Regions from separate parts of the Homo sapiens genome. Here region 2 is linked to region 1. A link is a contact called in ENCODE Hi-C data. All regions are on one chromosome and are shown on one strand. The core of a region is the stretch at or near the end of the contact, and the rest is flanking DNA. Distances in the headings are between cores, read along the strand shown.

Region 1 (3,048 bases), core at 353-2,852:
CCAGCAAGGCTCTGTCTCAAAAAAAAAAACAAAAACTATGAAGTAAATTATGGTTGAAACATGTTTAGTTCTTAACTGCAGTATCTTGCATTTAAGGTGTATGTTCATAACAAGTTATATTTCTATTGTCATAAAGAACGTTCTATTAAATGCTTACTGGCTCAGAATCCTATTACTTTTTGCCAGTTAGATTATGGCCGTTTCTCTTTTAGTCTAAAATAAACTCAGCTGAAAAGTAACAATAAACACTTTATGTATACAGATTAACAACAAAAAATAGAAGGTAACCTGCTTGGTGTTAGATATTGTAATAAGCCAAACAAGTAACTTTTGTGTAAACACTGAAGTAAGTGCTTTGAAGAATTCATAAAAGTTTATGACTCTAATTCATGTGAGAGATAAAATGCATATACATCAGAAGATTACACAATGAAAGTATATGGCTAACGACTAATGAATGATATAGTAAGTGTTAAAAGAGATAAGATGGGGCAGAGGTCACTACTGATTGTAAAAAGTTTCATGAATGAAGCGAGACTTTTATCTGGGTCTAGGAAAATGAAGTCGTTACAATCATTACATCTTAGTACAAGCAAGGAATCAAATAGTATGTCTCTCATGTGAACATTTTAAGTAAATAACTGGAGAAAGTACTTCAACAAAATAAGGGAGCAAAATAATGTTGGCTCAAAATGAGGTCGAAAAGTTGCAGGGCTCGGATCGTGTTGCTAAAGGCATAAATTTGGGAGTCCTCAAGCTGTAGCTAATAGTTAACGTCCAGAGAAGGTAGTGTATATTCCATAGCCTCATGCAAAGGAATTCCAACTACGAAGACGAACCAGTTAAGGAGACCGAAAAGGGGGGGCCTGTATGGAAAGGCATAGCAACGAATGTAAAATTTCCCCAATAATACTCTAAAACTGCCCCACAGCTTTTTTAATTTTGAAAATTCAAAACCATTCAATTCAGCTCGCAGATTTTTGTGAGAAATAAGGAGATACTTGCAGCTCAGAAAAAATTATTAACAACTATCTAGAAAGTTACTGCTTTATCCCCCACTGTAAACTATACTACCACGACCCGGGATCCTTGTTCGACTCCTAGCCAAGGGGTTCCCACTGCGTTTCTGTTGGGTTATCCCAAACCTGTGATAGGATAGTAGCGCCCTCCCTGCCTCCGGTCGAATAAACACTACAACGTCTGACACTCGGTGCTGAAAGGAAATCGGGCGCGGTGTCTTGCCCACAGCTTGGGGAGCGGCCCCGGGCGCAATAACTGTCACCGGCGCCGAGATGCGGTTCCGGCGCTTAGGGCGCCGCTAAACTCAGAGCCCGGGAGTCATGGCTGCGGGCGGTGCCGCCCCAGGTAAATCAGTCCAGGAGCAGGGCCCGGGCCTGGCGTACACTCTCGGAAAAATGGGGGCCAGAGCAAACAAGAAGAGCGAAAGCAAGAGGGCTAGGCAGCCAGAGGCGGCAGCAAGACTCAAGACGCCAACGGCGCCGTCTTCCTGGGGCCCCAGGGCCTGCGCCATCCCTGGGCTGCCGGGGCACCGCCTCTCCACGCCCCTCGTCCGGCGGCGGCTGCGACTGCTTCCGAGGTCATGTTCCCAGGACGGGCGCGTCTTCAGGGTGGAAGCCTGGCGCACGTCCGGAGGTGCCGAGGACCCAACCAGCCCAAACTCTGGGGGAAATGACTCCCCTCTGCCCTCGCCCCGCGCTCTGCTACCATTTCCTTACGTCTCTGCTTCGCTCAGCGATGCAAAACGCGCGAGGCGCACGGCAGAGGGCCGAAGCCGCGGTACTCTCCGGGCCAGGCCCGCCCCTCGGCCGCGCCGCGCAGCACGGGATTCCCCGGCCGCTGTCCAGCGCTGGCCGCCTGAGCCAAGGCTGCCGCGGAGCCAGTACAGTCGGGGCCGCTGGCTGGAAGGGCGAGCTTCCTAAGGCGGGGGGAAGCCCGGCGCCGGGGCCGGGTAGGAAAGGCGGGGGAGGGGCTCCGGCCGTCTGGAAGGAATCCACGCGGCTTGAGGCTGTGGGGGAAGTAGGGTGGCGAGCGGTCCTTCTGCGCGCGGGGGGCGGGGGGGGTGGGGTGGTCCATTAGGGTCCCCTGGCGAGGGGGCGGCTTTCTAGTGTGTGAGGGCGACGCCCTAGAAGCTCCCCTTCAAAGTTGGCCCCACGCGCTGAATGTGGAAAGTTGACTGGGACCCAGTAGTTTCCCATCCCAAACCTGCTTTCCGAGAAGGGCTTCAAACCCAAAATGTGAATCCCGCCTCCCCTCTCAGCCAGAACTGTGGACTCGTCCCGGGGAGGGGCGGTGGGTGGGGCGGGGCTGGCGGGAAATTTCGGTTTTGGCGCGCTCCCTGCGGCGACGCTCATCGTGCGCTCTCCTCTTCCCCCGGTGGTCTCCTCGCTCGCCTTCTGGCTCTGCCATGCCCTGCTCTGAAGAGACACCCGCCATTTCACCCAGTAAGCGGGCCCGGCCTGCGGAGGTGGGCGGCATGCAGCTCCGCTTTGCCCGGCTCTCCGAGCACGCCACGGCCCCCACCCGGGGCTCCGCGCGCGCCGCGGGCTACGACCTGTACAGGTGAGCGGGGACCTGCCGGCGAGGAGGCTGGGAAGGGCCGGCCGTCCGCTGCCACAGCTAGAAACAGTCACCGGAGAGATCACAGGAACACACTAGCTATAAATAGGATTTCTGCCTTTTTCGTGTTTAAAATTTTAGCTTTCATCTTTGGCATAAATTAAATAGAGATTTGGGCAAAGACTGCAGAATAAGTAAAATAGCTATACGGTGTCTAGCAAGGCGTTACTTTGCAACGTTTATTGTGCCCTTCCTAAATAGAAGATAGAGAGGAAGGCCCATGGTGGCTTTCGAGTGGCCCGAGGGTGATGCTGTGCTCAATAGAAAAACCAAGGTGAGAGCCTAGATGTGAGCGTGAAAATACCTAAGAAGGATGAACGAAGATGCATCTGCCTTAAAAAGTTATTTTCTATACATTCATCCGGCCCAGGGCGGAATTTGAGAAGGCATCTGAAAACGAAAGGCAGAGCT
Region 2 (3,048 bases), core at 311-2,810, 610 kb before region 1:
TGGAGAAAATACAGAATAACTGGACGCCAGGAAACAGGCACAGCTTTCTGGGTCAGAAGTTGGCTGGGGAAGGGCCCTGACTGCCAAGTAACTTGCAATGATGTCAGAGCCCAGCACAACCAGAAAACACCAACTAGCCGGCCAACAAAAGACCTAATAACAACAGGAAAAAAATCACAGAGCTGTGTTGCCAAAGCTGTTCTTTCCGCCCCCTACTCTTTTCTTCTAATTGGAAGAACAGCAGGAAAGAGTCTATATTTTAAAAGACTCCTCATCCTTCTCTCCCCTTCTTTCCTTGGGTTACACAGTGTTAACTAGGGAGGAAATAGTTCTCCGGATGAGTCCTGCAGCAGTTGCTTGGGGTGTCTTTTTTGAGTTCCTTTTCAAGGCTGTCCTTGGAAGTTTCAGAAACAACGAGGACCAGGGTATTTTTCCTAAATGTAAACATGTAACTGTGTTTGGGAGAAAGCAGGAACCATTGAGGAAAGGAAGTCCTTTCTGCGCCCCTCTCTTCTCTCTTTCACGGTAATTAACCATACTCAAATGAAAATTAAGTTTGGCGGAAAAAGCTCTCTTCTTTTTCTTTAAACAGGGGCATCATGGTTCATTCTAGCCATTTAGAGCCCTCAGTGATCCATAATTCAACTGGAAATTAATAAAACACAGCCCGTTCTTGGAAATGAAGTTTGAATTAAAATCCTCTTGTTTTGGAATATGTGACTTTTTTTTTCCTTTCATTTGTGACAGTCAATTTTAAATGATGTCACTTCAAGGACATTTTCATTTCTCCCACAACATATTACATGAAACACTTGCCTGTAAAACCGGGTCATTAGCCTGCAAAATTATACTGTACAGAATGGCTTTCATTCAAAGTAGAAATGGGATTTTTAGTAGGCAATTTCTGTATTTTATAAAGATAAAGCAATGTTTGATTGCTTTCTTCCCAGCTGTTTTGCTTAGTGGTTATAAAGAGAAATGGGGGGCGGGGGGGTAATGTGGGGGCGGGTTTGTAAAGATGTGCTTAAAAAATAAATCTTACACTGGAAAACTAAGGCAGAACTTCACGGAACAACTGCGCCCGCAGCTCTCCTGGGCTGCAGTGATTTGTCCTCTGGGTTCTGGAGGAAAGCTCTGAAAGAAGTGAGCGAGAGGGAAAGAGGGAGGGAATCGAAAAGGTTGCTTCGCAGGCTGCAGCACCCACTGCGAGCTGGATGACTGAGGCACTGGGAGTTGCTAGAAGGAGCAGCTACTCAGAGGTGGGGAGAGGGAGGGTGCGCAGCAGAGCGCCGGAGAGGAGGGACGCGGAGGCCACCGAGGGGTCAGCAGGGCCGCGGCGCCAGGGTGGGGGCCTCCAGGCGGCGCTGGCCACGGTTCACCCGCGAGGGCGAGCGCGCCCGGCCGGCCGCGCCTCCTGCCGTCCGTGCCCGGGGGTGGGACCCGCGCCGGGAGCTGCCGAGTGCGTGGAGGGAGCCAGGCTCCGGCTCGCCTGATGGATTGACTTGGAGATGGATCGAATTACACCATTTGCCGTGCATCGGTTTGTTTTGCTCCTGCTCTGTCCCGCTGCTGCTGCTGCTGCTGCAAGGGGTGGTGGCGAGTTTCAGGATTCTATCAAGGAAGCCAAGACCTAAGGAGACAGAGGGATATCTATTTTTACAATATTTTTCTTTATTTTCTTTCTTCCTTGCGCGTGGCAAGCTTTTTTTTTTCTTTTTCTTTTTTCTTACCAGCCTCCCCCCAATGAGGTAAGACCGTTTTCAACAATTTGCTAATGCTCTTGTGGCGCCCGGTGGGGGTCGGAACCTGAGATCCCGAATCGCTGTGTGTGTGTGTGTGTGTGTGTGTGTGCGCGCGGTGGGGGTCGGAACCTGAGATCCCGAATCGCTGTGTGTGTGTGTGTGTGTGTGTGTGTGTGTGTGTGTGTGTGTGTGTTGCCACTGGACAGTTGATTTATTTTCCAAGCTGCTCTCTCTGCCTGCCGTGCAAGGGACGCGCAAAGGGCTAGAGAGGTTTGGCGGACGCGTCAAAACTGGCAAAGCTGGCGGCTTAGGGGGAGGGGCAAGTGGACTTGGAGGCCCTCCTCCACTGTGCACCCCCTTGGAAAAAAAGCGGAGGGGGCATCAAGTAAAAGTTTCTTGCCAGGCAGAGCCAGCTCGGCGTCCCCCGCACATAGCTGGGGTTAGCAGGGGTTGCTTCTCTGCCGGGCACAGCGTCTCCAGGAGCCAGCCGGGGAGAGCTGAGCCAAGGCCGAAGGAGCCGCCTGCGGGCTTAGCCGCCCCCTCCCGCCCGTTGGCCCCAGAGCGGACGCTGGGACGCCCGGGGTCTGGCAGCTCTGCGCCCGGCTAGGAGCGGGCGGGCGAGCATTAGCCTGCGTCCTGGAGAAGGGGCGCAGCGCCGCAGTTGAGGCCGGAGCAGCCCCTCGCGGGCGTAGGATACCTGTCAGTGAGCGCCCGGATTGCACGGCCCCCGGGTAGTGCCTGCCGGCGAGGGGCGGGAGCTCGGGTGACTTGGCCATCCCCATCCCCGGCCCAGGCCCGGAGGGCGGCCGCTTCCCACCGTCCCTCTCCCCTTACTGGCAGAGCGCGCTGCGGGCGGACTCCCGGGCCCGGAGCAGCCCACCGGCCACCCCACCGCCCACCCGGCTCCCGGTGTCTCCTCCCGGCCGCTCTACCCAGCAACTTTCCGTGCTTTGTTCCCCGACTGGAAATGCTTTACGGAAGCGTCTTGGACAGGGTCTCCGCCAGGCGACAAGAGCTCGGTGCTGAGATGTGTTACGTTCTCATCTCCCCATCAATTATGGATGGAAACAAATAAGGAAGAGTCAATTTTGCTGAGCCCCTTCTCCGGCAACGAGAGGCGTTCTGCAGCCGGGAGGGAGCCGCCGCTCGCGCCGGCAGCCGCTGGCAGGGGCATGGTGAGGAGGAAGGTAGGGAAACTTTTATTTCCCGTCTTGACAGCGGCGGTGTTTGTCCCTGGTCTGCAGAAACTGATACAGTAGCCTCCTTCCTTGGGTAATTTAGGAGGGCTTGAAGCTTCTTCTGTCAT

Evidence for each region. Hi-C counts contacts between places; a loop is a spot of excess contacts on that map. Pooled maps may share reads with other maps.
Region 2: a map of ascending aorta shows a loop between it and region 1 (8-fold over the local background). The contact joins the promoter of SEMA6D here to the promoter of DUT in region 1. A Hi-C loop is called at or near these places in 3 of 168 maps with a recorded cell type or tissue (ascending aorta, gastrocnemius medialis and head of caudate nucleus) and 9 of 50 pooled maps.

What each region holds. Positions count from the first base shown.
Region 1 is chr15:48,329,827-48,332,874 of GRCh38, forward strand. DUT (deoxyuridine triphosphatase) reads left to right here and starts at 1,603. Exons shown (of 7, transcript NM_001025248.2): 1 at 1,603-1,969; 2 at 2,442-2,580. The coding sequence starts at 1,690. It overlaps DUT-AS1 (DUT antisense RNA 1), which reads right to left and starts at 2,030. Exons shown (of 3, transcript NR_186809.1): 1 at 1,737-2,030. RefSeq lists enhancers at 1,111-1,637, 1,638-2,162, 2,086-2,380 and silencers at 1,826-2,035, 2,086-2,380.
Region 2 is chr15:47,715,945-47,718,992 of GRCh38, forward strand. SEMA6D (semaphorin 6D) reads left to right here and starts at 1,561. Exons shown (of 19, transcript NM_001358351.3): 1 at 1,561-1,748. RefSeq lists a silencer at 1,388-1,682.